Linked DNA regions of Homo sapiens: region 1 is linked to region 2. A link is a contact called in ENCODE Hi-C or POLR2A ChIA-PET data. All regions are on one chromosome and are shown on one strand. The core of a region is the stretch at or near the end of the contact, and the rest is flanking DNA. Distances in the headings are between cores, read along the strand shown. Region 1 holds the start of CLDN16 (claudin 16). Region 2 holds the start of P3H2 (prolyl 3-hydroxylase 2).

The links. A loop is a pair of places that touch in the nucleus more often than their neighbours do. ChIA-PET counts read pairs that join two places held with the same protein, here RNA polymerase II (POLR2A). Pooled maps may share reads with other maps.
Region 1: a loop to region 2 is called in a map of Caki2, with 5 times the contacts of the local background. The contact joins the promoter of CLDN16 here to the promoter of P3H2 in region 2. A Hi-C loop is called at or near these places in 4 of 168 maps with a recorded cell type or tissue (Caki2, HepG2, MCF 10A and 1 more), 1 of 37 single-sample maps with no recorded cell type and 5 of 50 pooled maps. POLR2A ChIA-PET finds 5 or more read pairs at or near these places in 1 of 52 experiments (MCF 10A).

What each region holds. Positions count from the first base shown.
Region 1 is chr3:190,386,496-190,390,937 of GRCh38, reverse strand. CLDN16 (claudin 16) reads right to left here and starts at 2,775. Exons shown (of 5, transcript NM_006580.4): 1 at 2,495-2,775. The coding sequence starts at 2,608. RefSeq lists an enhancer at 4,224-4,442.
Region 2 is chr3:190,118,325-190,122,986 of GRCh38, reverse strand. It overlaps P3H2 (prolyl 3-hydroxylase 2), which reads left to right and starts at 2,090. Exons shown (of 15, transcript NM_018192.4): 1 at 2,090-2,735. The coding sequence starts at 2,256. It overlaps P3H2-AS1 (P3H2 antisense RNA 1), which reads right to left and starts at 2,023. Exons shown (of 4, transcript NR_126419.1): 1 at 1,898-2,023. RefSeq lists an enhancer at 1,704-1,883 and silencers at 1,853-2,147, 2,094-2,323, 2,534-2,613.

The DNA of each region.
Region 1 (4,442 bases), core at 1,526-4,025, 270 kb before region 2:
GACATGCACCTGTAGGCCTAGCTACTAGGGAGGCTGAGGTGGGAGGATGACTTGAGCCTAGAAGTTTGAATCTGCAGTGAGATATGATCACACCAGTACACTCTATCCTGGGTGACAGCGTGAGACCAAATCTATAAAAAAATAAAAATAAAAACATAAAGTGAGTTGTTATATGGACCAAAGGTGATATATAAATGAGGATGGCGGCAAGAAAAGAGAAGAGCAATTGAGCTAGCATCAGAACCTTCAAATTTGTGGAAAATATAAGTTTCTATCCTGGCCTGTTGAAGTAGCAATTATTATAAGAGATTATTGTCTCTTTAAAAATATTGACAACTAAAGAGATTGTTGAAAGAGAAGGGAGCCGGATTTGTTACAGGGTTCTTCTTCTTCTTCTTCTTTTTTAAGATGGAGTCTCGCTCTGTCGCCAGGCTGGAGTGCAGTGGCACAATCTCGGCTCAGTGCAACCTCCTCCTCCCTAGTTCAAGCGATTCTCCTGCCTCAGCCTCCTTAGTAGCTGGGACTACAGGCCCCTGCCACCACACCCAGCTAATTTTTGTATTTTTGTTAGAGATGGGGTTTCACTATGTCGGCCAGGATGGTCTCAATCTCTTGACCTGTGATCTGCCCGCCTCGGCCTTCCAAAGTATTGGGATTACAGGCATAAGCCACCATGCCCAGCCTCTTCCTTTAAATGTGAAGGCTTCTTGGGAATATTATAGCAATACATTTTAAGTATGGGAAATAAGAAGGAAGCTAAGAAATATTAACTATTTTTCAAGGTTAGCAAGGGTTTACTTGAGGTGTGTAACCTGGACTGCTCATTCCATTCGTTTTAACTAGAAGTATTCTTTCATGGGACAGATGGCAAATTGGTTGGTTATACTAAAATGAAAGAAGACACTTTAAATTCCAGGACTCTCAATCTCTCTCTCAGCAAGGTTTGACCCTTTCTAAAACTATTTCTTATCAAATGAAGTTAGCAATTATGTCAGCTTAAGCAGAAAGACTTTTAAATTGTTTTAGAAAATATTTTAACAATGCCCCTAGATGGGATTTTACATTTTTTTGTATTTTAAAAAACATAATTATAATTATGCTCAAGTTAAACATATTTCTGTATTCATCACCTACCACTGGCCATCTAGATAATGGCAAACTAATGACAGCAGAACGTTTTATCTGCACTTTTCCCTGAGCACTGTTCAAAGGGCATTTATTTCATTCTTTGCATATATTCATGGCCAGATAAAATGCATCACTGGGCTCACTTATAGCAGACATCCTTTACAGTAGTTCAATTCTATCACAATTTTTGGAAATGTAATTTTCTAGCATTAAAGAGGTATTCCTAACTCCATTGGTTTTGAAATGCCATGTTCAAGTCAGAGGCAAATTAAAAGCAAGAAAAAGCGAGCAGCAAAAATAATGCACAGCAAAATAGAATCATTATTACTTTCCATTTGGAACTCCAATTTGAGAGTTTAATAAAGAAAATTAGAAGAAAAATATATAAACTCAGTCGAGTATCTTTCTTAAACTTTATAGAGGTGACATTATAGCATTTGCTAGGGTAAATTGTTCCCTTCAGGATGCACATTAAAAAGCAAATTGTTTTGCTATATACTCCTTTTTTTGAGCTCTTGAAATATTGTTTCTTTTTCTTACCTGTGTTTTCCTAAGCCTCATTAATGAACAGCAGCTAATTCTGAAGATTTGATTTTTTACTCAGTTCTGCCTCTCTCAGATTCCTATGGCCACAGGTAATGGTTTTGAACTTCAAAATTACTTCTTTCTGAGCTTCTCCAGCGAGAAAAATAAAATCCTCAAATGTGAACCCACTCACTCATCTTTTGAATAGTAGTCAGTTCCCTAGAGCAACTCATTTTAAGGGAGGATTTAAATCCATGCCTGTCCCCCGTACATTGGGATGCACTGGAAAGACATTTTCTCCCTCAACATTTTTTCTTTTACTTGGAAATCATTAAGATAATGTTTTTTCCTCTTGCATGTTAATTGGGTAGGTTTTGCATGCCTTGCATTTTCTTTCTCAACGTTTTAGATTATTAACACTCCTTAAAAAAAGTCTATCACACTATTCTTAATGCTGTCATCAAGAGTAAAAAATTTATCTTAGAAAAAAGGGTGGTACTGAAATGTTACTCAATATGATATATGCAGCAATGGAAGACGTGAATTTCTGGAGGTCTCAGTAGCAGAGATCACTTAATTACCCTTGTGGAAATTTATCCTTGTGAAAAAAGGAGGAACTATTTAGTAACTTCATCTGTTTAATGGGATAACAAGACCTACCTCATAAATTAACTATGAGGATTAAATGAGCTAATAATGTAAAGACTCAATAAATAGTCCATGTTGCCTATTTTTGGTATCATTAGCCTTAGTAAAGATACTGAATGTTGTACATGGCAGTTGGGACTTAGCGAAAATTTGGGCTGGCCTGGATCATGAAAAGAAGCTGCTATCTTCTTACCTCCAGAGAGTCATCAGCATTCACCATCCAACAGTCAGTCCAGGTGGCCACAATCAAAAACCCAGCAGAGAAAAAGGCAAAGAAGCAAGCGATGTATTGAAGAAGATCCCTCATTGTGGCAAGCAGCCCATCAGGATGGCAACATGGGCAGACACCAGCCCTGGCCCCACTTAAGTGGCGGGTGTCAGTCTTCTGTGTTTCTGGTACCTGGCAATGTGAAAATACTGGTCTTTTACTTTTTCTCACGCCCTGCTGCAGGTGTCTTGAGTTGCAGTAAGAATAATACAAACAGGCTGTAACCAACAGTGGGGTCCTGGAGGTCATTATCCGAAGCAACCAGCCTCCAATCAGAAGGCAGGTCAGTGCAAGGGCTGAGTGTGTTTCGGGTGGGGGAGAGAGGAGTTCTGTAACGTTTTCTGACCCAACTGTGGGCTAGTGGTGGTCACCAGACCAAGTGCCAGTGCCAAGACGGGGGAAGGAGGAAGGGTCCCACCCCATGCTGGAACCTGTAAACTGATCTTTCTTAGGCCCTCTAGGGAGAGTGAGCTATTCTCCTCCCCACTCGGAAGAAGGCTACACGGTTGACTGAGTGTTATTTTATTGTTAGGACTATTTTAATATTCGCCGACTACTTTAGACAGACAGGCCACTGGTGAAACTATGCTAAACAAGTGCTCGCTCAAGGGAGTCTGCATTCCAAAGTGTTGCGTAGAACAGCCCCATGAAGGACTTGTAGCACCTGGGCAGTAGGGACAGCCAAGGCTCCTAACCTTTCAGCATCGTAGAGTGGGAACAAGTGTGCATTTTAATGCAGACAGCTCTGGGTGGAAATTCTTGCTCTGAATTTATGGTCTGAGAGCCCTTGGGCTGTAGTTTCTGAAAATGCATGTATTAATATTTTCTTTATATAATGCTTGTTCTTCATATGAGGAATAAAAGATATTGTGCCTGTAAGTCGCTTAGAATAGCATCTGTCAGTAATAGCTAAATGGAAAATATTAACATGACTAAGAATTTCCTATATTATTACTTTTCCCTCATGGACCAATGTTTGAAAACGCGTCTAATGAAGAAAAAAAAACTGTTATATTAGGAAGAAAGTGTGTTTCTTTTTTGTAAAAAAAAGTTTTTAATATGTAACTGGGGCAACTGGAATTTTATCTGTATCTGAATAGGTATCCTTAATGGGTCTACAAATTCCATAACCAATACTCTTTAATATGCTTTAAAAAGCACATATATCAACATTTTCTCTTCATCAGGTAGACTTCTATATACTAAAATAAAAATTTTGAATGAGAACAGTAAAAACAAAGTGGTGATTCTTAATGTAGGAGAGAATGTCAAAGGGGAGACAGAGTGAGAGAAAGAAATTGGGAGGGAGAGAAAGAAAGGAGCAGAGAAAAGGCCAGAAAGAGGTAATTACTCTGGCATGAATCAGCTACTAAGATTCTTATTTTACCAACAGCTTATAAAAGGATTACTTTTTTCCATTTGAAAATTATTTGATCATAATATACAGTATAAAAGGCTAAAATCAGTATTGATAAACCATTTTTCAAAATATATTACAATAATAAACTTTTTGTGGCTAAACTTTGTTTTTTCTAATTTTAATTCATTTTATTCAAGTATATAAAACGTAAATTTAAATGTAAAAGCTGCATGGAAAACCATAGGTGGAATATAAGCTTAATTATTTCTATACATAGGGTCTACAGTACCACCCCTGCTATCCAGAATTTCCCTTTTGAGGCTTCAGTTACCAGTGGTTAATCATGGTCTGCAAAAATTACATGGGAAATTTCATAGATAAACAATTCATCAGTGGTAAATTGAACACTGTTCTGAATAGCGTGATGAAATCTCAAGCCATCCCACTTCACATGGGATATGAATCATCCCTTTGGCCAGCATTTCCACATTGTATGCACTACCCACCCCTTAG
Region 2 (4,662 bases), core at 841-3,340:
TGTACAAATAGAATGTAGCAAGGTATCCTGGCACTTTGCCCTCAGTCCCACAGCAGGAGTTCCTATCCTGATGTGCTTCAAAACCTTCCACAAGTGGACTGATAACCCTGGACTAGACTCCAAAATCTTTATCTGAAAACAGACAATCTCTAGAGAAAAAGTCTGGGCAGATGACTGATGTGCTAATTCTGGAACACTGACCATCCAAGGCATTCAATATACATTCAGCTCCAAACTGGAGCTTTTTCATCAGTGATATGAGCCGAATTAGTAACGTTTGGTGGGAAAAAAAAAGAGCATGATTCATCAGTGTCTCTTGGAATTACACAGCCAGGGCTGTTCATGGCCTGAGTGGTCAAACCTAACAAAATGAATGAAGGAATCAGCATGAATCTCTGGCAAGCCCCTCAGCGTAGTGGTGATTCCACATAAAAGCCTTCTTCGGAAAAATCATAGCAACTAGATACATGCGTGAGTCTTTTTCCCATTGCCTGTCCCTCTGCTCACCATTGCAGGGGCTGAAAGACTGATGAGATTCTCACAGGCACTAGAAGACCACAGAAATGCCTCCAGGAGGCAGGCTGGGATCCAGGGTCCAACCAATATTCTTGTGAGAGTGTGAAGCCAAGGAACACGAAAGAGGGGAACACCTTGGCTAAGAATGTATTCGTGACAGAGGAGAAGGGGAGGAACAGGAAGCCTCCAGCTAGTCGTTTGGAATCTGGCAACCATTTCTGTCAGCTTTCTCATTCCTAGATTGATGCAGATTGCTTAATTCCTTGAGGTAAGGGATATACTAAATTGCCTCTTTGTTCAACTCTTAGAATAAGAATTTCCCTCTCCTCTCCCGTCCCCTCCCCTCCCCTCCTCTCCTCTCTTTTCTTTTTCTTTGTTTTTTTTGTTTTTGAGACGGAGTCTCACTCTGTCACCCAGGCTGCATGATCTCAGCTCACTGCAACCTTCACCTCCCAGGTTCAAGCAATTATCCTGCCTCAGCCTCCTGAGTAGCTGGGTCTGCAGGCACGTGCCACCACGCCCAGCTAATTTTTGTATTTTTAGTAGAGACGGGGTTTTGCCATGGTGGCCAGGCTGGTCTCGAACTCCTGACCTCAGGTGATCCACCCGCCTTGGCCTCCCAAAGTGCTGGGATTACAGGGGTGAGCCACTGCACCTGGCCCACAGCAAGAATTTTTTTCTGAATAGCATTTTACGTGTTAGGCGTCTGGCTGTTTAGGAGATGAGGAAACTGAGGCCCTCAGTTGCCAAGGTCACACAGCTGGTAAACGGACGGAGCCAGAATGCGAGTACAGCTCCTCCTGCCTCCAAAGGTTCTCTGGGCCCTGTAAAACCACGGGCTGCACAGGAAAGGCAGGCTATATATTGTTCTTCCCCTGGCCCAGCGCCCTGATCCAATGCCCGGACACACATCCACACCAAGTTGGACGAAAAGGTAAGGGAGAAACCTTCCCCAAGAGAAGAAGCGGTAAGCTTTGGTTCTAAAGGCCCTGGGTTGGGTCCGTCCTTTGCCACTTCTCAGCTCTATGCATTTAGGCAAATCACTTATCTTCTTAAACCTCCGCATCTGGGCCTACAGGGCCTCTATGGGTTTTTTTTCTATTTATTTATTTATTTATTCTTTTTTTTTTTAACTTTACGTTCCGGGATACACGTGCAGAATGCGCAGATTTGTTGCGTAGGTACACATGGCATCTACGGTTTGATTCAGTCTGAAATGGCGCTCCAGGCTTCATTTAGAAGGTGAAGCACTCTGCAAACTGCGAGGCCATACAGAGATTCCAGAATATGATTAAGGCCCTAACCTTGCTAAGCTGGATTTTCTTTATTTCCCAAAAAGAAGACTAATACTATCCACTTGTACAACCAGAAGGGAGCTCACGTGTAAAGCGCCTCGTCCCCGGCCGGCCTCAAGCGGCGCTAGCTCTCTGGCTGGCGCTGGAGTGTGCCGCCCCTGGCAGCCCCGCCGCTGCAGCGGGGAGCCTGGGAGAGCGGCTCTCGGAGTCTCAGGCAGCAGGAGGAGCGTGTGAGCTGTGGGCGTCCCTTTAAGAGCGGCTGGCCAGGCACGGCCTCCGCCTCTCAGTACGCGGAGCGCCGGCGGTCACCTGGGGCTCGCGGAGCGGCCAGATCGCGGCGGAGTCGGCGCGCTTCCCCGAGGGAAGGTGGGAGAGGGGACCCGGACGCGAGGTGCCCCGAAGCCCTCTCGAGCGTAACCGTCCCGCGCCTCTCTGAGGCGGAGGATGCGGGAGCGCATCTGGGCGCCGCCGCTGCTGCTGCTGCTGCCGCTGCTACTGCCGCCGCCACTGTGGGGCGGCCCCCCGGACAGCCCACGCCGGGAGCTGGAGCTGGAGCCCGGGCCTCTGCAGCCCTTCGACCTGCTCTACGCCAGCGGCGCGGCCGCCTACTACAGCGGAGACTACGAGCGAGCGGTGCGCGACTTGGAAGCGGCGCTGCGCAGCCACCGGCGCCTGCGGGAAATCCGCACGCGCTGTGCCCGCCACTGCGCGGCGCGCCACCCGCTCCCGCCCCCGCCCCCCGGCGAGGGCCCCGGCGCTGAGCTGCCCCTTTTCCGCTCCTTGTTGGGGCGGGCGCGCTGTTATCGCAGCTGTGAGACCCAGCGCCTCGGGGGCCCCGCATCCCGCCACCGCGTCAGCGAGGATGTGCGCAGCGACTTCCAGCGCAGAGTGCCCTACAACTACCTGCAGCGGGCCTACATCAAGGTACCCACAGAGCGCTCCTCCACTGCAAAGCCCCTGCGGCTCTCACACGCTCTCTTGAGCCCTCCCTGCTGCCCCCGTCATCTCTGTTCAGTCTTTCGAATTGGGTCTCCTTAAATATGTGTCTCAGTTTGTGAATCCAGATATCTGGTGGCCCTATCTCTGTATGCAACAATTGATTAACTTGGACAAGTCTTTTTCTCTCTTTCTCAGAGCCAGCTTCTCTCTCAAAAAGAGGACTGTCCTGATAAGGTGATGTTTAAAGTACCCATTCAGCACTAATTCATGAGGCATTGACAAAGCTGAATCTAGTACAATTTATCTTCTCCCTTCTCACTTCCCATTTCTCTTCTCCCTTCTCACTTCCCATTTCTCTTCTCCCTTCTCACTTCCCATTTCTTTTGTCTCCTCTCTCTTATCCTTCCTATACTGTAGTCTGCACCTTTTCTCTGAAGTTTAAAAGAATCTTCAAAATAGTGAAGTTGAAAGACCTGTTCCAAAACAAATTTCTCTCTCTTCTCCCCTTCACCTACAAAAAAGTAAAGATCAAAGGTTAAAGAGAAGGTATGCTTGGAGGAGGCGAAGCTGTTTGAGGCAGTCTCAGTCAAAGTATCCACCCTAAGTGTTGACTTTTTCTCCTTTGATAGAGGGCTTACGTTTTCTGGTGGTATGCATTGGACTGGGTTACTAGGCATCAGTCCTCTCTTTCTAGTTTTATTTTTGTATGCCTAACTTGCCTAAAGTTAGCGTCAGGAGGTATAGTATGCATATTGACATATTGTTCACATCCATAACTTTGAAGATCTCTCTGGATGCTTCAGCAGAGGGAATTTGAATGAGTTCTTCAACCTCCACTGCCACTCACCCAATTTTCCTTCAAATTGACACTCTTAACCCTTCTTTCTCGTTTTCTGTGTTAATATATCAATGTATCTTCTACAGCTACCGGAAAAGTGGAAGCTTTGGGGTTGGTTGTTCATGCTAGCCAATGGACCAGGCTGCTCTGCTCTGCTCTGCTCTGCTGTGCTCTGCTTTGCTTTCTTTTCTCCTCTCCTCTCCCCTCCTCTCCTCTCCTCTCCTCTCCCCTCCCCTCCCCTCCCCTCCCCTCCCCTCCCCTCTCCTCTCCTCTCTTCCTTTTCTTTTCTTTTTTTGACGGAGTTTTGCTCTTGTCACCCAGGCTGGAGTGCAGTGGTGCAATCTGGGCTCACTGCAACCTCCGCCTCCCGGGCTCAAACGATTCTCCTGCCTCAGCCTCCTGAGTAGCTGGGATTACAGGTGTGCACCACCATGCCGGGCTAATTTTTGTGTGTGTTTGTGTATTTTTAGTAGCGAAGGGGTTTCACCATGTTGGCCAGGCTGGTCTCGAACTCCTGACCTCAGGTGACCCGTCCGTCTCCGCCTCCAAAAGTGCTGGGATTATAGGCGTGAGCACGGCTGGACCAGGCTGTGTTTCTAAGGAGATGAAAGTACATACCATGTTCAAATATCCAAATGCCTTTTGCAGCTCATCCCACAAGATCTCTGCCCTCATCTGTGGTAGGGTTCTCTCAGATTGGCAACTGTTGGTGGAGTGCACGAAATTTCAACTAAGTATAAATCTTAACTTCCTTGTGTTGTGGCTAAGGTGTTGGAGTTCACTGGACTAGTATCTTGGGCAAGAAATGAGGAGAAAGTCTGAATCCTTTCCAGGACTTGTCTTCTGCTTGCTTGTGCCTCCTGATTGCTAAGGCATGTATGAAGTATAACTCTAATTTCTTCTAAGTGATTTACACAATTTCTGGTGGTCTTACAGAAATCAGTCAACACCAGGCAGAGAGGGGACCTTGAGTGTCTGACGGTGAAGTTATCATAAGCTAGTTCCCAGAGCAGAACATGGGTGGTCCCTGTAGCTTGGTCCTCCCAGGAGTCTCGGATGTAAGGTTAGCAGTCC